Linked DNA regions of Mus musculus: regions 2 and 3 are each linked to region 1. Evidence: chromatin loops called from intact Hi-C (ENCODE). Cell type or tissue: left cerebral cortex. All regions are shown on one strand.

What was found. A loop is a pair of places that touch in the nucleus more often than their neighbours do. Peaks named below come from ENCODE experiments on the same cell type or tissue, not always from the same donor. Only the 100,000 strongest peaks of a DNase experiment are listed, where the experiment ranks them.
Region 2: it touches region 1 in a loop (4-fold over the local background); 3 of 42 quality-filtered maps call a loop at or near these places.
Region 3: it touches region 1 in a loop (2.1-fold over the local background); 4 of 42 quality-filtered maps call a loop at or near these places.

Annotation. Positions count from the first base shown.
Region 1 is chr17:79,351,467-79,359,466 of GRCm38, forward strand. It overlaps Cdc42ep3 (CDC42 effector protein (Rho GTPase binding) 3), which reads right to left and starts at 3,625. Exons shown (of 2, transcript NM_026514.3): 1 at 3,351-3,625. It overlaps Gm17315 (predicted gene, 17315), which reads left to right and starts at 3,233. Exons shown (of 2, transcript NR_165822.1): 1 at 3,233-3,538; 2 at 4,359-6,554. In left cerebral cortex, CTCF peaks have their summits at 3,104 (motif pointing right), 3,416 (motif pointing right) and 4,365; DNase peaks (open chromatin) are centred at 1,734, 2,610, 3,145, 3,508 and 3 more places; H3K4me3 peaks cover 3,787 bases; H3K27ac peaks cover 3,090 bases.
Region 2 is chr17:80,203,448-80,211,447 of GRCm38, forward strand. Srsf7 (serine and arginine-rich splicing factor 7) reads right to left here and starts at 3,858. Exons shown (of 8, transcript NM_146083.2): 1 at 3,728-3,858; 2 at 2,401-2,581; 3 at 1,815-1,991; 4 at 866-940; 5 at 675-785. The coding sequence starts at 3,755. It also overlaps a transcript of Gemin6 not described here. In left cerebral cortex, no CTCF peak of the experiment used is centred here; DNase peaks (open chromatin) are centred at 3,074, 3,377 and 3,931; H3K4me3 peaks cover 2,685 bases; H3K27ac peaks cover 1,903 bases.
Region 3 is chr17:79,282,141-79,290,140 of GRCm38, forward strand. No RefSeq gene overlaps it. Among named protein-coding and RNA genes, the nearest start is that of Gm17315, 69 kb to the right of the region's middle. In left cerebral cortex, no CTCF peak of the experiment used is centred here; DNase peaks (open chromatin) are centred at 3,209 and 5,370; H3K4me3 peaks cover 614 bases; H3K27ac peaks cover 375 bases.

The DNA of each region.
Region 1 (8,000 bases):
TTCCTTTCCAGAGGCCAAAAGCCATAAGAGTAATCATATTTCATAGCTCCCGTAACCCTCCACCCAGACAATGGAGGTGTGGTATCCAGAACTAGGTCAGACATACCTGAGTTCAAACTGTGCCCTGCTACTTACTTAGCTGTATAAACCTGACCAAGGTACAGAACTCGAGAGTCTAAGTTCTTGTCTGGAAAAGAAGTACCATACCATCTATCTCAAAGACTGGCTATGGATATTAAATGAGACAATCACACAAGTCAAATCACTTGTCTAGCATCACACACGTGCTACACGATAGAGCCAGGCAATGCACCTGGGTGCTCTTACCCCAAGCTAATAATGTCAGGCTTTCCCAATCCTTTAATCCAAAAAGGCACAGACTCCCATATAGATTTGGGCACTAGGACACACCCACAGTTAGGTATGTTCTTTAATGTATAACTTTGGGCAACCTACATCACTGGTCTGTCTTCTGTTATTACACCTGTAAAATGTAGGCACTAGCACACCTTTCATAGAATGATTGTTTAGTAATGAAGAGGTTAACGAAGGCACTGAGAAGAGTACTTAGCCTAGCACTGAGGATTGTTTAGTAATGGAGAGGTTAACGAAAGCACTGAGAAGAGTACTTAGCTTAGCACCGAGGATTGTTTAGAAATGGAGAGGTTAACGAAAGCACTGGAAGAGTACTTAGCTTAGCACCGAGGATTGTTTAGAAATGGAGAGGTTAATGAAGGCACTGAGAAGAGTACTTAGCTTAGCACTGAGGACAGGCTTTGTGCTAGAATTACTTTTGATGTTCGTTAGAATTCTCTGACCTGCACTTTTAAGAGATTTTTTTTAATTGGCCTGGTTGAATCTGCTACTTGTTCTCTGGGAAGCATAGTGTATTTAAAAATACAATTTTTCGGTTCTTAATGAAAAAAATCAGTGGGATTCTAGTTAGAAAGACAGCCTTTATGAAATCAGACTGAAACAATGGTGGTAATAATAATAATAATAATAATAATAATAAGTAGTAGTAGTACTAGTAATAAATTGGCACAATTTTTCTAAGGGCTTTTAGGTTGGGAACTGTATTGCCACCCATTGGATAAATGCTATGTCTAAATGGGCAAAGGACTTGTGAAAGTTTTATGGCTTGGTTAAAAACCTTAGGGTGATATAGGTTAAAGAGATTTTATCCCCAATGCTGTTGAATAGCAGGAAGTTTATAAGTGGAAAAGGGCAGCTTTTGTGAACATGTCAGACATAAAACAAAACACCACATTAAAGGGAAGACTGGAGCGCAGATAGGGCCGCCTGGCTCCAGGGAGCCGTTCTGCAATCATGGTCACAGCTTTCTATGCATCTTGGACCCCATTTAAATTCACAATAAAAACCAAGAAAGCAAATGTACACCAGGTACTTTACTCTCGACACCTTTCTAGGTGCCCTGAAGATAGGAGGCAGACTTTCAGGGTGCAGATTAGGGGGGTGGGAAGGAGCTCATCTTACTTCATGTCTTCAGGGGGCTGCCACAGCCTCGGCACCATGTTCCAATCATGGAATTCAGAATGCAAATCTCTAGCAGATGAGACGGCTGGAAAACAGAAACTGCCACAGACCCAGAAGGCTTCCAAAGTTCTCCTCTAAACATCATCTGAGAGCCCAGGGGCTGTGAGCCCCGAGACTGGTAGCCCCGTCTTCCAACCATGGGTGAGGCCTCCTGGAAAACCTAGGCACTTCCAGATGGACTGTCAACCATTCCTTGAATATAGATCTTAATCCTTTATCTCACACGTTACATCGCTAGACATTTCATAACGGCCTTATGGCCGAGTCCTTCATTCTGAAAAAGGTGTTTGTGTATACTGACATCTAAACTGTCCATCAAATCACAGTGGTGGAGGTATCTACAACTGTCCAGAAGTTGTACTCCCTAGCTCAGTTGTTAGTTGAAAGATCTTTTATAAGTCAGACCATTACAGGAGTCTTTTAATGGACTTAGGGGTGCCCCTGGGGCATCCTGGCTGCTTCCTGGGGAGGCTTATTTCTCCCTGTGATGTTAAGGGGGAGTTCCCAAGTCTGGGTCTACTATTAAAGCAGGGACATCTGCTACCCTCCTAATATTTTCAAGGCGGCACCCCTCCTCCACCCCCTCCCAGAACTCGAGGATACTGGGAGGGCTACAAGCTGCCAGGGTGAGGAAGCAGCAGAAGGAATCTTTGTCTCCCCAACACATCCATCAGTTCCCTCCCCAGAGCCCCCACTACACACTGCACACAATCAGCAGCCCACTCCCCGCAAACGCACCAAGGCTGCAAAGATTCAGGCTCCAGTCCCTGCCTGACATTCCTCTTCCCACCCTCCTTTTAATTCACTCACTTTTTTTTTTTTAAACAAAATGTAATTACTTGACTGTCAGCCGGGGCTGCACTCTGGGGCTTTAACTCCTTTCAACACAGATGTGCGCCCAGCTTTGATGCCGCTGTACTCGCAGCTTGTCCCAGCCACAGCCGGCTCGGTAATGTAACATTCAAGTGCATATTTATTTTTAAACTGACCTCTCCTAGACGGTGCAGTATAAAGCAGGTCCTGCCAAAAAATATGCTACTTTCTATTTATAAGATGAAACACATGCCTTCCCTCCCAAAGGCGAGAGCGGGGTGGAGTATAATAATTCATAAAGAAAAAAACTGACTGGCCGGATCCATTCGTCCTCGCATGGCTGTGTCAAGATACTTAGTGAGAAGGAAGAGAAAAGAAGAGGAAGAAGAGCAATAGCAGGAGGAAGAGGAGGAGGAGAGGCAGGAGGAGAAGGAGAGGGGAAGGAGGAGGAAGAGGGAGTAAAGATCTTGTAAACGCTTCAGTTGTTCAGAAACCGCAGTCGAGAAAGAAAAAAAAAATTTTTTTCCCCCAACTGCCAGATCTGCAGGTTGGAGCCTCAGCTACAATGTGCTGCCTCTGTCAGTTCGGAAACTGCCAAGCTGCGCGGTGCACTCTCGCGCCGCGCCGCATCGGTGCAAACACACAACTAGAGGGCCGCGGTAGCCAAGTGCGGTTTGTTCTGCTGGAAAAACGCAACACGCGCCCAGAATGGCTGTCAATGGCCTGGAGGGGGCCGTGCTGACTGCAGCCCCACCCTAAAGAAGTAGGTGGCAGAGCTCCGCGTCCTGATCCCCCCTCCCGGACGTCAAGCATGATGTCCCCTTTGATCCTCTAAACATCAGCTCAACCAGGCGGTGCGGTAGATTATCCTCGCACCCTCTAAGTCTTCCAAGGCCACCATCTGCACTAGCTGGAAGGGGGCTTAGGTTGAGGGTCGGACAGTCTTACAGGTGGAGAGACAGCCTGGGTCACACACTCACCAGCAGTCTCTAAGGCTCCTAGCTTCTGCCCGGAGGGCCGGGCGTCGGCCCGGGTCGCCTCCCGAGGGCGCAACAGTCCTCGCTGGTGCGCGCAGAACCAGAGGGGCGGCAACGGTTCACCGCAGAATCTGCTCCGGGACTGCGCGCGGCGTCTCCCGGGAGGCAGCCGCTGCGGAACTGGGTTGTCGGTGAGCGTCCCGCTGCTGTGCTCCCAGCGGCAGTTGGAAGCGCCCGCGACACTGTGCGCGCGGCTGCCGGACGCCGGGCCTCAACCTGCCGAGGGCGGGGCGCAGGACGCAGGGCGGGGCCGGCGCGGGGCGGGGCGGGGCTGTGAGGCCAGGGCAGGGCGGGGAGAAGGGTGCGGGCCGACCTGGACCGTCCCTCCGTTGTACCTGTCCCCCACCTCCCCACCACCCCCAGACCCGCAGGACTGGAGGCGAGGCTGCGGACTCTTGGAGGACAAAGGCTACCCACTGTCACCTCCCAGTTCCACCCCTTCCCAGTGGTGGCTTCTCTCAGAGGCAATGCCGGCTGGGGCTCCCTCAGGCACAAAGAAAAGTGGCGGGGTGCTCCCTTTAAAGAGGGGACCCCAGAGCGTTGCTGTCCGTACGGTGCGGGAGAACAATGGGACTCCGCCCGCACCCGGGACCCTCGTGCTCACCCTCGTGTCCCCGCCTTTCCCTGTCCTACCTAACCCACCTAGCAGTGCGGGGCTTCGCAGCGGAGGAAGGGGACCTGCGCGGGGAAGAAGGGCCACCTGACCGGGTCGCCGCAGCGCGGCCGCAGCTCCCTGGGGACCCCCTGGCAGCTGTAGCTCTCGGGAGGGAAAAGGAGGGTCGCGTGCTGTCAACGTGCAGCCGGCTCCCCTTGCAAGCTGTCGCCAAAACCTGGAGCGCGGATCTGACGCGCGGGAGACGCGGGGTGGAGGCTGAGAGCCTGCGGGACGCAGAGAAACGCAGACGCAGCAGGTTTTTCCTGTCGGGAGGGTGACGTCTCCTCCCCCTCCAGGTCTGTCAGAGATTGACCTAAAGCTGCGGAAGCGGGTGGCGGCTCTCCGGGACGCTCTGCGAGGCGGCGCAAGTGGCGCAGCTGCTGCTGCTCCGGACCGTAAAATTCCGCCCGTGGCGACACCTGCACCTGTCGGTCACCCAGCCAGGGCCTCAGGACGACCCGCCCCTCTGTCCCTGGACCTCTGTAGGAACCCAGAGAATTAATGTTAATTGTCTTAATTGGTCGCCCTCTCTTCCTTCTCCCTTAGTCCGCCAGGTTGGAGACAGGAAAAGGTGGTGTTTTCCGGCGTTGATGTCCCCCGCCGGCTTGGTTGACCTGGAAAAGGAGCTAGAACCCCGAGTAGTCGCACGCTCCAGGTCTGGCCCCAACCCTGGGACTCTCAGGTTGCCTGGAAATCCTGGCACAAAGCAGAGCCCCTCCTGGAGACCTTGGCTTCCCTGGGCGCTATCGGGGTCATCACAAGGGTGCCCCCAATCTGAATCGCTCTGAAACCTTAGACCGGGTGCACTTTAAGCCCAGGTCCTAAACCACGGTCGACGTTAAGATGAATTTAAAAAGGAAGCGGACACAACTGTTGGGGAAAGCAAAATACTTGGGTGGAGTGTTAAAAGCCTCAAAGAAAATAATAGTTGGCAGGTTAAACGGCCATGAGGTCGGAAGTCAAATACAAAACCGCAGAAGTGATACCAGAATTTTGACAAGCAAAACAGTCGGTGAAGATAAGGGACCCGGCACTGTTTCCCTTCTCCGAATGACCGACTGCTCCGAAGTTGCCTTTGGCAGATACCTGGGTTCCACTCCGAATTCCTCAGAGTTTTACTTGGGGTTCATATTTCAAAATATATGTTCCATTTGGCACTAATGTATATATTTTATATATGAATTTATTGAAAAATATTAAATGTTACTGGCCTAGTTAGATAAAGGTATTTTTATAAATATTTATGCACAGCTTTCATTACATATGGTATTTTTAAAAGTACAAATATGCATGTATATACATTTATGAAATGCTGTATGAAAATTCCTTTTTTACGCATAAAAGCATTCCTTACACATATGTCATGTGTGTGATTTTTAAAATTCGTTCTATTGTTAGCTGCCATTAAATGCAGTCCATTTCCACGTGTCTAAGTAAATAATTTCTTTTACAGTTTGTGCAAACATAGGGTGGCAGGTGGCTATAAGTTAAAACTTTTATGCCAAAACTCTGTTTTCATTCTTATGAGCTGTTTCTGTTTCACGTAGAGGTGGTTTCTTTCTATATGAGGTTTTAAACAAGTCTTTACCATTGAGCCCTAGACAGTGCATGTGTAACCTACCTCTTCAAGGGTTTCTGGTAGTGCTGACTTGATCCATCCTGGCTTCCCTGAGGCTGTGTTATTTTATTTGTGCTGAACACCTTCAGTGAGGAAAAAAGCCCTCATGTTGCGAATTTTCTTTCCAAATGAGTTCATTTCCTGATTTAGTCATGGCAGCCTTTTGGTTCCGTGGGTTTAGATTTTGTTAACTTCAGGAGGCTCTCCTGCTAAGCAGAAAGGAAAACTTCGCTTCGTGACGACTGAGACTTCTGAGACTGTATTTCAGAGAGGGTTAGCCTTGGGAAAAAATCAGTGGGAATCTTGGAAGTCTAGGACTAATAGCTATAGCACGCAGGGCCTACGGATGAGTCCCTATCATCTCTTTGACTTCCCACTGAAGCTAGACTAGTGTTGGTTTCCCCTAGGATGGAGTAGGGAGAACTGTCACGTGGCTTCTGTTCATGGCTGCCTTGCCAATACTTGCTCTCACTTGTCTTCATCCCACCATATGAGACTCCAAGCTGCCCTTCAGTTTATGCCTGCTGAGCCCTGCCCTCTATCTGTCCAGGACACTTCTTCCCCCAAAGCTTCAAAGCCTCCTTTCTCCCTTCATTAAGATCTTTTTTTTTTCAAATAAGACTTCAAGGGTGAGACTTTCCCTCCCCTAAAATAGCAGTCCCACCCAAATTCCCTTTCCCTGAATAAAGCAGGAAGAATAGTTTCTTCATGACCTGACATGACATCATATGTATTTATAGTGTTGGTTATGGCCTGTTTTCTGCGATGCATGGATGGATGGGCATGAAGTACTTTGTAGCTTCTGTACCTAAAACAGGGCCTGGCACGTAATAATAACAATAATATCTGTTGAATAAAAAGTCCTTAATAGCAATCAGCCATGAGTCTAAGAGCCTTATTTACAAACTCTATAGCACAGGATAATATTATATTAAACATTCCTGGGATAGACCGCACAACTGCTGAAACCAAAATTTCAGTCCCTTTACTTTAGTCTAACTGAAGGAGAAACACAAAACACATGGAACGTTTTAAGTTCTAAAACTCAAACATTTGAAAGGAAAGCTTACAAAAAAGCGTCTTTGTAGTCCATGTATAATGCATAACTATTTTTCTTCTGGCAAAGCTGAAATGTACTCGTGTGTGCTCAGCTGGGGTTTTCCTCCTAAAATGCCACATTCGGGTTGAACTGAAGCATATATGTTCCCCATTATCCCCCCCCCCCAAGTTAGATCTGAGGGGGGCGGTGCCAGTAAGAAACTGCAAGGTTGAGACTTTTTGTTTGAAGGTGCTGGGGATGAAGCCCAGGGCACATACTAGGCACACAGCCTATCACTGAGCTACGCTCCCAGCTTGATTACAATGTTTCAAGTGCGGCTCTAGCTGCAGCTTAGGTGTTCCCCTCGCTCACAAACTTTAGCTACACCTGAGAGGAACTCTATACAGTCACCAGTGGGAATGAATTGCCTTCACTAGTTGCCAAATAGCTTAGAAATTTTCTAACTAGCAATTTCCTTGTAAATAAAGAAACTCAAGTCACCTTTTGGTTAAGAGCCTGAGCTTCACCTAATCCGACCGAGCAGGAAATGGTATATTGGAAACTATGGTAGCATGCAAACGGCAGGCCTGGTTTACGGGTTTAAGCAGGGCAGAAGGTCAGCCTGGAACTTTGAAGACAATTTGTGTGAGATTACTAACCATGGCCCAGCACTAATTCAATCATGGATAAGACCTTCAGCTATAGACATAGGTGTAATCGATCTGATGGTTAGTGGAAATTGGTGACTGATGAAGAGCATTGCCTAAGATTTATATAGCCTTCGCTACTCTTAATCATCCTTTTACGTGTAGCTCACGCCATCCTCATTTCAGGTTGCGTTGTCTGTACTGGGTAGTAAGGTGCTAAGGCCTGTAATTTGCAAGCTGACAACTTAAAAACAAGCAAAACCAACCTTTCAGTTTCCACTCTTCACTTTGAGGCAACTTAAAAGGCTTTTTTGGGCATTGAGTCATTCTACAGGAGACTCCCTTCCCCAGCTTTGAGAGGATAGTTGATTGAATCATTGCTACCAGGTCTCTCTGGGTAGGTTTTCTCTCCAGGTATCCCTATGTCTGCTTCCTAGTTGTCTCCAGGCTTCTGCTAGCTCCCCAGAGATGAAGTCTGGTTCCTTTTCATCCGTTTACCCTCTCATCCTTCTCCATAGGACTTAACACCTGACACATTGATCATATGTCTGTTTCATGTCCCCTGTGGCCCGACATCGGAACATAAACTGCAGAAGGACAGAAACATTGTGTGTTTCACTGCTACGCCCTGACC
Region 2 (8,000 bases), 850 kb after region 1:
ACAGAGCAAGGGCAGCTAGGGGTACACACACAAAAAAAATGTTGTCTATTAAACTAAAAAGTCCACTCAGATTAAGAGGCAGGCAGATCCTGGCTCCCTCCTACTCTCAAACTTACTCTTTCCAAAAATGTTTTAAATTTACATTCACTTATTCAGAGTATATGTAGAGAAGGTAATGTCACCATCTCTAGAAGTCAGAGAGCAATTTGGGGGAATTGGGTCTCTCCTCCCTTTACATTGGTTCCAAGTTTAAGCAAGTTATCAGGTTTGATGGCAAGCTTTGTCACAATTCTCTTCATGGAGATAGCATCCTATCTGGCTAAAATAATTTACTTTTAAAAAATCTGTTTTGAGATGGGGCATGTACCTTTTTTGTCCTCCAATCCCCAGGTCCAAGTTATTTAGTCTAAGTGCTAGGAGTACAGGTGTGCACACCCTAATATTGAAGCACCCCATTTGAATGAAGATACTTCACTGTGTCACCAAGACAAGACGATCCAGCCAGGATCCAGTGGTGGCGCTCACCTTCAATCCCAGTGATTAGGTGGCAGAGGCAAGTGGATGAGTTCAAGGCCAGCCTGGTCTACAGCCAGGGCTACACAGAGAAACTCTGTCTTGATAACTAAAGCTACGACAATCCATCTACTAGTAAGCAGGAAAAATGTGCTACATACTGGAAATACCTCGATCCTATTATAGAACCAGACCTAGATCTTCTGAGTGAAGCTGATCTTGATCTACGAAGAGACACAGACCTTGATCGGCGAGGAGATGCTGATCTTGACCTAAAATTTAAAGAAGTTCTTAAGCCCATCTGTCTTACTTTTTCCCACTTGTTAAAATTTGAATTTTACAAATTTCTCACCTCCGTCCTCGGCTCCTGCTGCGGGAGCGAGAGTATCGCCTTCCCCTGGATCGGGAATGGGATCTAGATCGTGACCTATTTTTTAAGTTAGAAAAATACAACATATTAGACGATAACTCAGTTTTAGTGTTTGTGTACCTCTGCTGAAATCAAATCTCAAGACTATTTAAAATTTAGTATCTCATTTGGAAAAACTCTGGGCCTATTAAATTTTTTTTTTTTACTAACCTAAAAAAAGATTTGTTAAAAGCTGAATTACAACTTAGAATTACAAAATATAAAACGCCATAATGTGTATTTAAAATAAACCTTGCAAGTTTGCAGGTCGACCCTCTTTGGCCCATGGTCTAGTAGTAGGTCTAGTAGATCTAGATGATCTAGAAGTATCTATAGCCGATCGCTGCATCTAGATGTTTTCTTCAATCTAACGACGATCAAACTGACAGCCAAAAGAGCCAGATGAGGCTTGATTGACGCAAGAAGATTTTTCTAGTTGGGAATGTGGTCAATCTGGTGTTCCTCTTTCTAAAGCGGAGGGGGCCCCAATTGTAAGCCAAATTTACTGTTACGGCGATCACCGACTCAAATTTTCTGCCCTTTAAAGAATAAGGTGAAGCTAGGTGTAGATGACTCGAGGGGATCTGGCCTCTTATGCTGATCACCTCAAGGTCTAGGAGGATCTTAATTGTCGGATTTGCAAGGCGCCTCAGCATGATATCATAAGGCTCGTGACATTCTGAATCAAGGCGACTGACTCAAACGAAGAAACCTGAAAGGTTTTGACCAGGTTGATTATTAATATAGTAACATTTTTAATTAAACAAAAATTGTAAAATACACCTGTACAATTAACATTCAAGTTTATAGAAAAACACTAGTTTCTGCCTTGCTAATAAAAGAATTACTTTGATTAACTAGAATACCAACCATTCCTTCATTAATTAAATACCTGCTTCTTCTTCGTCGGCTATAGCGATGACAGTCATAAGCATAATGTCCCTTTTCACCACACTCATAGCATCTATCATTAGGATCAAAGGGACGACGGGCAGGTGGCCTATCAAAACGAGATCTCCGAGGCATGCCTGTTGATAGTTCAACCCTCACTCGAGAACCACAAATCACTCTACAAAACATAAGAAAATGCTAATGTTAGAATACACATGTGACTTCTAGATTTAAAAATATCAACTGCTATGTATATAAAGAAAATATCTAATAAAAATTAATTTATTAAAAAAATGTCAACTGCTCATTCTCTCTACACGGTTAGTCTTTTGTTTACAAAACCCCGCCAATTCCACCTTTAGTCCTAAATCTTAAGTTATCCAGTGCCTGAAGGGTAAGGCATGTGAGAGGCTGACAGAATGAGGGCTCCAACCACCACCGGAGCTATATGGTGAGTTCCAGGTCAACATAGGCCAGAGACACTATCAAAAATAAGGTCCACCCCCAGAGAGTCTATGATTAGCACCGAGATTACTTATCCAGCCCGAGGGAATATTTTAAAGAAATTTGAAAAACAACCCACTTACTTCCCATCCAATCCTCGAACTGCATCCTCTGCATCTCTAGGGTCTTCAAATTCCACAAAGGCGAATCCTGGAGGATTTCTGGCAATCCACACAGTTCTTAAGGGCCCATAGTAACTGAATGCCCTTTCTAACTCTCCTTTACCAGCACCAGTTCCCAGGTTACCAACATATACCTTGGTTTCTGTTTAAAAAATGTAAACAGAACAAATGTTATTCAACGTGTGATAGGGAATTCATTTCTTTAAAACAGACCATCCTTAAAGAGCTGTGCAACGTACACGTTTTGTTTTGGAGACTCTGAGCCAGCTAAGTGATCTACTCGGAGCCACCCTACAACTATGTTAGCTATACATCGCTCAAACGACTCTCAGGCCTCAACCTCCCTGAGGCAGCTAGTGCACCACCAGGTCTGGCTCCCTTTATTTAGAGGTCTTCACCAAGTACTAAATCTTACAGCGTGAAAGACTGGAAAGCCAGACCTGCGACCAAGTTCTGGCGCTCTTATAGGAAGGAAACCCTGGGAGACTGCAGCGGGAGCATGGTAGACTTGAGGCGTGCGGGGTGGAGGTGGGGCCCGGCTCGGGCCCGCCCCGCCCCCCGAGTCCCCGCAGCCTCGGGCACAACAGCGCGCGGGCTCCGGCGGCCCGGCCTGCGGAGAGGTCTACAGCGAGGATCAGGGCCGAGCCAGTTCCCGGCTTCCACAGCAGGCGCAGGCTCACCCGAGTCCCCGCCCCAGAGCCAGAAGCCACGCTCGAAACGGCGAAGGAAAAAAAAAGAGAGAGAAAAAAAGCCGTCGCCGCTTGCAGCGGTCTTCCCCTCGCGCTACTCCTCATGCCGACCAATTGTTGGACGACGCGCAGCTCGCAGCTGCCGGTTTCGTTCCGTCTCCAGCCCAACCCGAATCTTAACGCCCATCATCACTCCCCGGCTCCAGTGGCGGGAAAGCGCTGAGGAAATGCGCCACCACGGTCATCAATGTGCTCAAAATGGCAGCCGCCGCCGCCGCCGAGGGCGGGGGGTGGGGTGGTGGAGGCGGGCGGCAGCGCGGAGAAATGGCCAACGCCACCACGGCGACCCCGCCAGGCTTCGGCCTGTCCAGGAGAGACCAAAAGGCGCCAAGCGCCCGGGCCCTAAGCGGCACACATGCCCTCCAGTCCCGCTCGCCCTCCTCCTCCCCGCCCCCGCGGCCTCGGGCTTCGTACAGCGTGCGCAGGAGCCGCCATTACGCACGCGGAATAACCGTCTCTAACCGCCGCGCCGCCCCTGCGGCCCCGCTCTGCTCGGTCGGCGGGCAGCACCGTCCTCCCCTGGGGCCCTGGCCGCTTACCTCCTCCATACCGCCCGTAGCGTGACATGATGGCCGGCCCGTGTACTCGGCTCTAGCTTGGAATGCTCACAGCGCGAGTAGCACGGAAGCGGCTGCGCAACCTCCTCTGCCTGCAATCCCGGCGGCACTACAAGGAAGAGGCCGGAGTCGCGCTTATATAGGCGGCGGGCGGGGATTCTTTTTTTCTGCGCATGCGTTGTGTCAACGTTCTGCGCGGCACAAAGAAGCTGGGCGGAAACAGCCTAGAGGCGGGGCGGAGGGAACTTAGAGCGAGACTCTGCGAGCGGAGCGGAGGGATACGTTTCCATGGGAACGCCGGGATCTTGCCCATAAACCTGTGGCCTTCCGGCGGTCTCCTGCTCCCTCCCCTCCCCTTCCCCTTTCCTGAACCCTGTGGGTCCTCCTAACCTCTCCCAACCCTTTTACCTCTTCATTTTAATCTAGGAACTGACAGCGACCGTAACCTAAGTACAGGTACACTAGACCGTTCTGTGAAAGTCCGTAAAATTTAACCGCTGCTGTCCCGGTCGCCACCTTTGGGGTACCTGGCCTAGTCTGTGTTCAGTGATCTTTAAGGCTCAACAGAGGTAATTAAACTAAGACCAGTGTGAAAATAACCCTTACTCCACAGTTATGTCTAATGGTTATTGCATCACGGGCCTCAAAAGGGATGACTTCCCCCGGGGAGTCTGCATAATACCTCTCCTTTTTGCACTGAGTCACTAATTTGTTAGTTTGATCTGAGTACTTGGGGGTTTGCTGAAACAAAGGGATAGGGTTGTGGAGAAGGGGTTCTGGCAATGTTAAAGTTGTGGCAAAACTGTAAAAGTTTGCAAGCATACTGAGCCGAGACAATTCTTGCATCTGAAGCACAAATTTATTTTTCCCTTCTAGTGCTTTGGATTTTTTAAAAGTTGTGTGTGAATTTTTACTTAAAACCTTACAGCTCAGCCACTCAATACGTATCAGTCTCCCTGAGTTGCTTAAAATCTGCCTTTGAATTCTGCATTTGCCAAAATTCAACTCTAAAAAGAGAGCTAAGTTCTTTTTTTTTTAAGATTTATTTATTTATTATATGTGAGTACACTGTAGCTGACTTCAGACACTCCAGAAGAGGGAGTCAGATCTCATTACCGGTGGTTGTGAGCCACCATATGGTTGCAGGGATTTGAACTCATCATTTGAACTCAGGGATGACCTTAGGAAGAGCAGTCAGTGTTCTTACCCACTGAGCCATCTCACCAGCCCAAGTTCTTTTTATCAACCAGCAAAAAACAAACAAACCAAAAAAAACAAAAAACAAAAAACAAAAAACATTACATCGTAACTACTTGGAATACTCAAGGGTTGGAAATTTTACACATAAAAGAGGAAGTTCCTAGGTACGTGTATTTCATCTCCGTTTTCATTTGCTGTGTGTGGATTCAGGTGTGGAGTGCTTTCTCTAAAGGAGTCCTTCTTGGTCAATAAAGCATGAGACTCTTTTAAAAAAAAAAAAAAGATTCATTTGTTATTTATACGAGTACACCGTGGCTGTCTTCAGACACACCAGAAGAGGGCATCAGATACCTTATAGATGGTTGTGAGTCACCATGTGGTTGCTGGGAATTGAACTCAGGACCTCTGGAAGAGCAGTCAGTGCTCTTAACTGCTGAGCCATATCTCTAGCCCCTCCCCCCCTTTTTAAAAGCAAAGACTCTTAAGTACTACTAATTTATATGTATGTTGATTTTCAAATATTTAAAATTATAGTGTCTCAACAAAAATCTCTGGCAAGAAAATAGAAACTCTACACAGTGAAGTATATTGTTCTGCCTCAGTCTTACTACACAGTATATTGTTCTGCCTCAATCTTCCTGTGTTTGCTTGCCACAGGAACTTCTGCAGTCCAGGCCTCCCACAGATTCACTATGTATACAACCCAGAGCTTTTTTTCATGCTAGAGAAATATTCTTCTAATCTGCTTCTCTCTGAAAGGCATTGAGCAATAATTATAAACATTTGTATTCTCTCTGAAGGAATAGCAATTCTATAAAGTCTAATTCCACTTTTTTGTTTGTTTGGGATTTTGTTTGTTTGTTTTTCAAGATTGGAGTCTTTCTGAGTAGCCCTAGCTATCTTGGAATTCTCTCGGTACACCAGGCTAGCCTGGAACTCAGAGAGACCCACCTGCCTCTGTCTCTTGAGTGCTGGGATTAAATGTGTATGCCACCATGCCCAGCCTCTAGATTTGAGTTTAAATGAATCTACTTGGGTCAACACATATTCTAACATTTGCTAATATAAGCTATTGAGTGATTATTATTATGCCACAGTTGTTAAATCTTGGCTATTGGGGGCTGGTGAGATGGCTCAGTGGGTAAGAGCACCCGACTGCTCTTCCGAAGGTCAGGAGTTCAAATCCCAGCAACCACATGGTGGCTCACAACCATCCGATCCTGAGATATGACTCCCTCTTCTGGAGTGTCTGAAGACAGCTACAGTGTACTTACATATAATAAATAAATAAATAAATAAATAAATAAATCTAAAAAAAAATCTTGGCTATTACCACATTAAAGTTGGGGGTTATGGCTAAGACAGGAAAATAATTAGAGGCCAGCCTGGGTTACATAGTATTATAGTATTATAATCCTATGATCTGCATAGGAAAAACCCTATCTTTGAATTTAGAACAACAAAAAAAGGAAGGCAGAGTATTCATAATCTTTTTACATCAATTTTTTTGTTTTGTTTGGTTTGGTTTTTTGAGACAGGGTTTCTCTGCGCAGTTCTGGCTATCCTGGAACTCACTCTGTAGACCAGGCTGGTCTTGAACTCAGAAATCCACCTGCCTCTGCCTCCCAAGTGCTGGGATTACAGGCGTGTGCCACCACTGCCCAGCCCAATTTTTAAAATTTATCTTCATTTATTAAATGAAAAGAGTTGAACAGTTGTTTTTTGTTGGTGGTGTTTGTTTATTGAAACAGGATCTTGCTGTAAGCTCTTCCTACATCCATCTTCCAGTGTTCTGAGAAAAAGTTGACTATATATGTAATGGTGGTTTTACCTAGTGCCTGAGGCATGCATGCAGGAGACAAGGAGAAAGTTTACTTTTTCTTTCTGCTTTTTCAAGACAGGGTTTCTCTGTGTAGCCCTGGCTGTCCTGGAACTCACTCTGTAGACCAGGCTGGCCTCGAACTCAGAAATTCACCTGCCTCTGCCTCCCAAGTGCAGGGATTAAAGGCGTGCGCCACCACTGCCCAGTGAAAGCTCACTTTTAAATCTTGTTTTCTTCACTGTTTTAAATTTGTTCTTAAATTATTGTCACCTTTATGTCAGATGAGGAAAATTCTACAATAAGACAATCCATTTAAACGTTTTGTGCATCTGTCTCTCTTCTTTTTAACACAAAGAAATAATCTTGCTGGGTGGTGGAAGCACATGTTTTTAATTCCAGCACTTGGGAAGCAGAGACAGGCAGATATCTATGAGTTAGAGGCCAGTCTGGTTGGTATACGTAGTGAGTTCTAGGACAGCCAATGTCTACAACCCCTCAGGAAAAAAATCTCTAACAGTGATCTTTTAATGTGTATTTGTGTATGATATACTTACACATGTACATATTCCCTGCAGGTTGCTCTAAATGTCCATGCTCAACTACATCCTTTCATTATTTTTCTGTAAACCACGATCATCAGATCTCCCAGAATGCTTTTAGAAATTCTGGAGAGGAAAGGTTTTTGGAATGTATAATTCTGTCATATTATAAAAAATGAAGCTGGGGGTGGTGGCGCACACCTTTAATTCCAGCACTCGGGAGACAGAAGTAGGCGGATTTCTGAGTTCGAGGCCAGCCTGGTCTACAAAGTGAGTTCCAGGACAGCCAGGGCTACACAGAGAAACCCTGTCTTGAAAATCCAAAGAATACACACACACACACACACACACACACACACACACACACACACACACATATATGAATGACCTCATTAGCTGCATGCTACATACACTGCAAACAATACTAAAGTATGAAGGTAGAACGATACGAGAGAGCTCTGAGTGCTTTGCCACCTTTCAACACACAGGGCATGGTAGCACATGCTTGTAATTCCAGCATGTAGCCGGCTGGGTCAGGAGAATCCTGGGTTTGAAGACAGCCCCAGCTGCATAGAAGACTAGGTAGGGGTAGGGTGGGGAAGTAGGAATGTGATAGTAAAACCAGGAAGAAGGAAAATGAATGTAGATGATGGTTAGGAGTTTAAAACCCAGGGAATGCCAGGTTTTCTGAGGA
Region 3 (8,000 bases), 69 kb before region 1:
TCAGCCAGCTGTGGGGCCACATACAGATGGAGAGTTCTCAGCCAGCTGTGGGGCCACATACAGATGGAAAGACACAGGCAAGGCCAGCTTCATTTAATTGTCATGATATTCGGTCCAGAGAATTCAACATGGGTTTTTATCTTTCTATTAGTTGAGGAGTAGGGACAGGTAAGGTGGAAGTGGATAAGAAACCTTCAAGTAGAGAAGAGAAAGGAGAGAGGAAAAAGAAGGAAAGGTGGAGGAATGGAAGGAGCTAGTGATGAGGAAGAGGCTGGGAGAAAGAGTGGAGAAGAGAAAGAGAAGAGATACAAGGATAGCTTCAATATTTCTGGCTCTCTGAAAAAACAAAATCTCTCTGCGATAGAAAGATAGCATTTCATGGTGCACTTCATCGTTTACATCTCAAAGGGGACAGGATTTGTGTACTTAGTGGCAGTCAGTAAGTAGGACTGTGTCTGTGATGTTTTAATTTTAAGAAGAATTTCCGGACCTTAGAATTCAGTGGCGCAAAGAATTTTCAAAGATTTTCAAAATTTTTTTATCCTTTCTGCCTGTCTGCAGATGGCCAACTTGGTGGCAACCTGCTGTTCACCTCTTTGCCACTATCTTTTGTGACTTTCCAGGTCATTTATATCTTTAACAATTGAAATGGAGCAAAACATTCCGTAAGTTGCCCAGATTATGTGGAAGACATAAAGTTACATTAACTGCTTGATTAGACACTGAGAACTATGTGGCTTGCTGGCTTCCTTCACTGGCATTTCCCCAGGTGTTTCCCTTAGCCCTGACTTTTACTGATGTAGGAAGGCAGAAAGTGAAACCAAGAGAGCCAATTCATCCTATGACAAAGCCTCTCCCCACATTCTTAGATTATCCAGCAAGGCATAGGATGCCTTTCATTGGTTACTTCCTTTTTCATTATAATTAGAAGACATTTGTTTTGAAATTTGAATGAACTGCCATTTCCTACAAAGGAAAATAAACGTGTGTGTTGGTGGGTGTCTTTCTCAATCTCTCTCTCTCTCTCTCTCTGTCTCTCTCTCTTGGTGTGTCTGTGTGTGTCTGTGGGTATGTGTGTGCAAACATGGACATGTGTATGCATATACTTCTCCAATCTTCAATTGGAGCGGATTTTCCGCTAATAACGCAGCACCTTTTTGGCTTTTTATATTTGCTTTTTGATTCATTAAAGATACATTTGCCATTTTCAGTTGACTCGAGCTTGGTATTTCTGTTGGGAAAGTAAATGGCAAAAGACCACGTGGCTGGCAAAGGCAAACACGGCTAAAAGGTCACAGCTGTTGCTTAAGGGATGGGGGATGCCTGAGCTGGTGGAAAGAGGAGACAGAGTGTGGAGTAGATATTAAACTGGACTAAGAAAACCTGAAACTTCCCTTCTCATGGCCATAGCCACAGTTATGGTCTTCTGGGGGCCAATTACTGGTCTTATTGGCTCACTATGCATCTCCACCTACTCCATACTCAGTTATTGCTAAGAGCAACTTAGAGATGTGAACGTTGGTGTGTTTGCTACAGGGAACTCAAAGCTATATCAGCCATAGACTAACTACTATACTCACTAGAATCTCTTTTAAAAATAAGCTTTGTGCCGGGCGTGGTGGCACATGCCTTTAATCCCAGCACTTGGGAGTCAGAGGCAAGCAGATTTCTGAGTTCGAGGCCAGCCTGGTCTACAAAGTGAGTGCCAGGACAGCCAAAGCTATACAGAGAAACCCTGTCTCAAAAAACAAAAAACAAAACAAAACAAAACCCCAAAAAACAAGCAAGCAAACAAACAAACAAAAAACAAAAAAAATCTTTAAAAAATAGCTTTGTTTTTATTACATATATTTAAGATAGCTTACTAAGGGTTTTATTACTATGAAGAGATACCATGACCAAGGCAACTCTTATAAAGGACAATGTTTCATTGGGGCTGTTTTATACACTTCCTCCAACAAGGCCACACCCATGGGCCAAGCATATTTAAACTACTACAATAGCTAATGTGATGTTTTGATGTATACATGAGTATATATGTACCCCCTCACCCTCACCCCCCCACACACACACACTTTGGTTTGAGTGCATAACTGGTTTTGGATTTTAGGGTTTTATTTTTTTTAATAAAGAGAACACACACACACTTCACTGCTCATGTCATTGAATTCCTTAGGTGGCTAACAGTTAGTCACTTTTGACTTTGATTTTATGGAGGGCAGGAGGAGAGTCAAAAACTCTATGGATTAATAGTGAAAGTCAATAGGCATTCTCTTTCCCTAAAGTACACACACATAAACAATCTGTAGTTACATATATGTATATATTTAGACATAAATATATGTCTAAAATGTGCTGCAGCGTCTTATATATGAAATACCTATATATGTTTACATATTACATGTGTATTATACTGTGTGCATGACTACTTTTGTTTCATATGCACATTGCACATGCATGCTGTAGTATACTCTATGCCAGTGTTTCTCAACCTGTGGGTCTCAACCCTTTTGGGGATTCACATATAAGATATTCTGTATATTTGGATATTTACATAGTTATTCATAACAGTAGCAAAATTACAGTTATGAAGTAGTAACAAAATAATATTACGGATGTCAGTCATCAGAACATATGCATGAGCTATATTAAGGGGTTATAGCATTAGGAAGGCTGAGAACTCCTGCTTTATGCCATATATTTACTATAGTATAATGATTCCTTTGGATCGTGCATACATATATGTATATACACATATATGCCAGAATATGCATTTCTTTAAATCATACATAACTATAGAAATGTAGAAGATATTAAATATAATATGAGACAAAAAAGGATTTTAACCAACCTGAAAAGAATACATATTTTTCCTTTAATAAATGAATATTCTATTCTTTTAAAAGTTTAAGTAAACACAGACAGCCGAAACTACCTAAAAGATATGGAGATTTAATTGAATCAGCCAAAAAAAAATGTTTCTGTAATTAAACTCACATATTTAAGTCTGTGTTTCTAGGCAACCAAGACAAAAAAAGCAAAACATCAGAAAAAGCTACCACTTACTGAGAACTTCTTGTTAAGAACCATGACGTACACAAAAGAGGTATGAAATTGACCCTGCTCCACAAGGAAGAAGAGTTTTTATTTAAAAGAGATTCAGAAGCTGCAGCATGGGAAGGGATGTCTGGTAACCCCCACATGCCATGGTGACACACGGAGTCCTGTGCCTTGCAGGGATCACTGCTTATGGGAAACACAGCTACGATTCACAAAAGAATGACAAAGCAGCTTTGGGGAGAGACCCAGTCTGTAAGGTGGGTGTGCCGTAGTGAGTCACTCTTTTAATAGCTTAATGGAAGGCTGGCAGGGACAAACCCAAGTTTTTGTCATCTCAAGGAATGTTTCTTGAGTCCACAGATGTCACCATCACCAACTGCACTTTCCTTAGAAGAATCGCTTCCATAATAATTGCTGGACGATATGTCCCCCTCGGGCCCTAAAAACATTGTTTCATTTCAGCTCTTACCTTCTTCAAAGAAATGCTTGGGAACGGTGTCACCCCAGAGGTACTGTCAGCTCAGTGCACGGAATGTGTCAAGATCACATCTCACCACATATCCCGTTCTCCCTCTACCTGACCTTGCCACCCCCTCCACTTCATTTAAAAGGCATTTACATGTAGGGGACAGATCACAGGCAGCCCCATATACTGTAAAAACACCTTGAGAAACTTGGGGGGGGGGCTGTGGCACATGCTTTTAGTCTCAGCACTTAGACATCAGAGGCTGGCATCTCTCAGAGTTCAAGGCCAGCCTGGTCTACAAGAGCAAGTTCCAGGACAGCCAGGGCTATACAGAGAAACCTTGTCTTGAGAAATCAAACCAAACCCAAAACAGATTACCTTGCGATTCGATATGTCTCCTCAGGAAAAAGTATCTTTCTAGAAAATTGCCTTACGGGGAAGCTGAGTTTTCAGGTAAAAATTCCTCCCTGTAGGGATGATGGTCAATTGTTTCAGAAAGACTTCAAAATACCATTTTTTAAAAGAATAATGTGTATGAATATTAGCTAGCAGGCACTACATAGTGTTTATCATACACCAGGCCCTGTTCAAATATTACTTACCCCATTAAAAAAAATATCCTCTGCAGGGCCATAAACATTGTCTCTATTGGCAGAAGGGAAGGTGGAAGCATGAGAAACGTAACTTGCCTGGATCGTTCTGTAAGAAGGGAGCGAGGATAGACCCCAAGCAGACTGGTCTTAGAGTCCTGGTCTTATTCGCTCTATTAGCAAGCTCCTCGGAACAACATTATGAACTAACCAGTACCCCGGAGCTCTTGACTCTAGCTGCATATGTATCAAAAGATGGCCTAGTCGGCCATCACTGGAAAGAGAGGCCCATTGGACACGCAAACTTTATATGCCCCAGTACAGGGGAACGCCAGGGCCAAAAAGGGGGAGTGGGTGGGTAGGGGATTGGGGGTGGGTGGGTATGGGGGACTTTTGGTATAGCATTGGAAATGTAAATGAGCTAAATACCTAATAAAAAATGGGAAAAAAAAGCTCCAATTTCAGCATACTTCATACTAACAGGAAACTTACAAGAACACAGAAGGCTTGGTCCGCTCCTGGATATTGTGGTTCTCTAGCTGTGGACTGAGGGCTGTGACTTTACAAGGATGATGTTGAGGCTGATGCTAGCAAGGTGTGGAGCCACGGCTATGCGCTCTGTGCCTTTCCTTAGCCTAGTCTGCTTCCGGTTCCTTAGGAACACTTTCGCCACTGTAGTCCTTCAGGTTTCTCCAGATGGTGTAGTCACCGAGGAAAGCAATCCTCGCTCTGCTCCGAACCACTGTCCACTGGCTGTATAATGGAATCTTTTAAAAACATTTTCAAAACTCCTAATGTCGCAGACACAAAGACCCTGATTTAATTGGGACAGACTTGAATCAGGGGGATTTCATTTCCACCCCACCCCACCCCCCAGACTCTATCATACGCAGCAGCAGCGTGAAGATGTATCCTTTTCACTGCCAGAGTCTATGCATGTCACCCGTGGATAGTGAGACCTTAGTCCCCAGTGTTTGCTTGCTTCACTGTAATGCGCCATGAGAAAAGTCACCCAGGACCGAGATTAGCTGAGCTACAACGATCAGTTGCCTTTTCGTAAACGTGTCTACACCAGGCACAGCTTTTCTTTCTCCTTCAGTCAGCCTTCCCTCTGGAGAGCCAAGTATATTCGTTGACTCGAACGAGAACTTCATCTTGGCAGCTCATCGAAATACTCCCATGTTTCCCCAAATTTGGAATGGTTTGTATTACAGGAAGATCCTCTGTTACACTCAGGAATGCCTGGCAGCTTTTCTCGAAAGTACACTATAAAATGGTATCTGATTTGCACTGCCTCATAAGTGAAGATCTGGACCTTTATAGCAATTGCTTACACAGTTCCTGACAACGGCAGCAACGTATTTTAAGGCATTGACGTATTTTAAGGCACTGGCGTATTTTACGGCATTGACATATTTTAAGGCAACCGAGTATTTTAAGGCATTGATGTATTTAAAGGCAGCAGCGGGCTTTCGCTCTATCTGATCAGCACTTCCTTTCTAAATTCCTTTCTTAACTCTGCTGCCTATTAATCTTCAGTGAGTGATAAGGTCTTCAGAAATTACTGAGTTGTTTAACAAGACTTCTGTTATCCAAACAGACACGGGCAACCCGAAGACAATAATCCAAGTAAGGGTTTCGCTGGCTGGGGGAAAGACTACTGCAAGTAATCAATTAGTCTCCATGCAAGGTTCCCAAGACAATGAAATGGATTTCACCCTATCAGATCACCCTCTCGGTGATCAGCTGGCTTGCAAAGTTTTCAAATCACTGTGTGTGTGTGTGTTTTTTTTTCCCTAACACAAACCTGCAACTGATTACTTGGGCGAAAGTTAAATGCAGAAAAACACCCCATTTCCTTCTTCTTAACCAATGTCCCCTAGTGCTGCTGTGGTTTGCATGAAGTTTTCAAACCTCTCTTTGTTATCCATCTACATTGGACCCTCGATGCTTGACCTTGGGCGAGAGCTCAGAGTTCTAAATTTAGAACACAGAGAGGCTAAGAGGCCCGGACCCTGACTGTGGCTGTAGCAGACCTCAACTACACTATGACTTTCATAGTCTGGTCTGGGAATTTACCCCTTGTTTAGAACATTGTTTCTCAAAAAACAATTAAAGTAGTGACTTAGTAGTAGAAATATAGCCGACAGTGATTTTAGAGAAATATTAAGAAAACAGAGTGGAATGTGATTGTCTCCTATTTAAGCATGAAAGATTCCTAGTTAGGGCAACTGGATTAATTATGACATAGTGATACCATAAACTAAGTATATGCAAGGTAAGGAAGAGATTAATGGGCAGAGAGAGAGAGAGAGTGTGTGTGTGTGTGTGTGTGTGTGTGTGTGTATGGTTATATGTCTGTGTGTGAAGGCACAACACAGCTACTAAGGCAGACAGTATTTGAAGAGCCAAGATTATAGAAGAAGAAGAAGAAGAAAAAGAAGAAGAAGAAGAAGAAGGAGGAGGAGGAGGAGGAGGAGGAGGAGGAGGAGGAGGAGGAGGAGGAGAAGGAGAAGGAGAAGGAGAAGGAGAAGGAGAAGGAGAAGGAGAAGGAGAAGGAGAAGGAGAAGGAGAAGGAGAAGGAGAAGGAGAAGGAGAAGGAGAAGGAGAAGGAGAAGGAGAAGGAGAAGATTGCTGCTTGCAAATCAAAGATGTCATTACCACAGGGCACTTGCAAGGGTGTAAGCACACGGAGTGAAACTGGGAACTCTCAGAATTTCAATGAGGCAAGAGTGGAAAAGAACAGAAATTCAGAGTTCACAGAAACAGACCATCCCTAATAAACCCTCTGAAGGGTTTCAGCTCAGACTCCCCTCTACCTAGACCAAATGAGAACAGCCTTACTTTAGGTAAAGGCAATCTTGTTCTGCCCTGAACCCTTGTAATAGATGGGAACAATTTGTCCAGCGGAGTCTTTATGTACCATACCTAGCATGTAAGATCAGACTCACAACAGAAAACCCAAGGGGATAAGACAAAAGTAATTCAGATGTTAGAGTCAGCAGGCACAGATCTCACAGTGACTTCAATTTGTCTGCTTAAAGCATGAACATTTTTTTTTTCAGTTTCTAAAAATCTTTGCATGCCAGGAAGAGGAAGTCCAGTTTTCTCCAGAAGGGGGAAAAGCCATGTGTGAATTTGTACGCACACATATGTATACACACGAGCATATGAAAATGTTTCAATAAAGCCATGTTAGCTGAAACCTAATTACATATTTAAAAAAAGAAACCCAAGTCACTCAGCTGCAAAGCAGGCTGGAGAGATGACTAGACTAAGCCCCACTCGGAGAAACAGAACCTTCCTGAATATTTCATCCCTGGAAGAATAAATTTTGAAATTTTGTTTCAAAATAAATTGAATGTATGTAGAAGGGAGGATCCGCAAAGTGGGAATAGAACACGCTGTTTGTTTACTTGATGTTGGCCCAATGGCTCAGATGTGGTAAAGTGTTGCATTATTGATGACAATGTGTGAGATGTAAATCCTATCAGTGGCTTCACAGATCAAATACCACCAAATTGAACATTTAAAAATAGCATTTGATAGATCGTCTGAGTGAAAAAGAGACATGCATGTCATCACCTAGACTGTGGAAAGAGTCAGAAAAGCAGTAAGAATATCATCAGTACCGTGGTGGTGTGAATGAGAAAGGCCCCAGTAGGCTCCTGTGTCTCAATACTTTGTCCTAGTTAGTGGAACTGTTTGGGAAGAATTAAAAGGTGTGGTCTTTTAGAGGAAATATGCCACTTGGAGCAGACTTAGACGGTTTAAAGTCCATCTCATCCGCAGTTAGTCCTCTCTCTGCCTTGTTCTTTTGATCAAATTATAAAATCTCATCTATTGCTCCAGAGCCGTGCTTGCCTGCCTTTGCCATGCTTCAT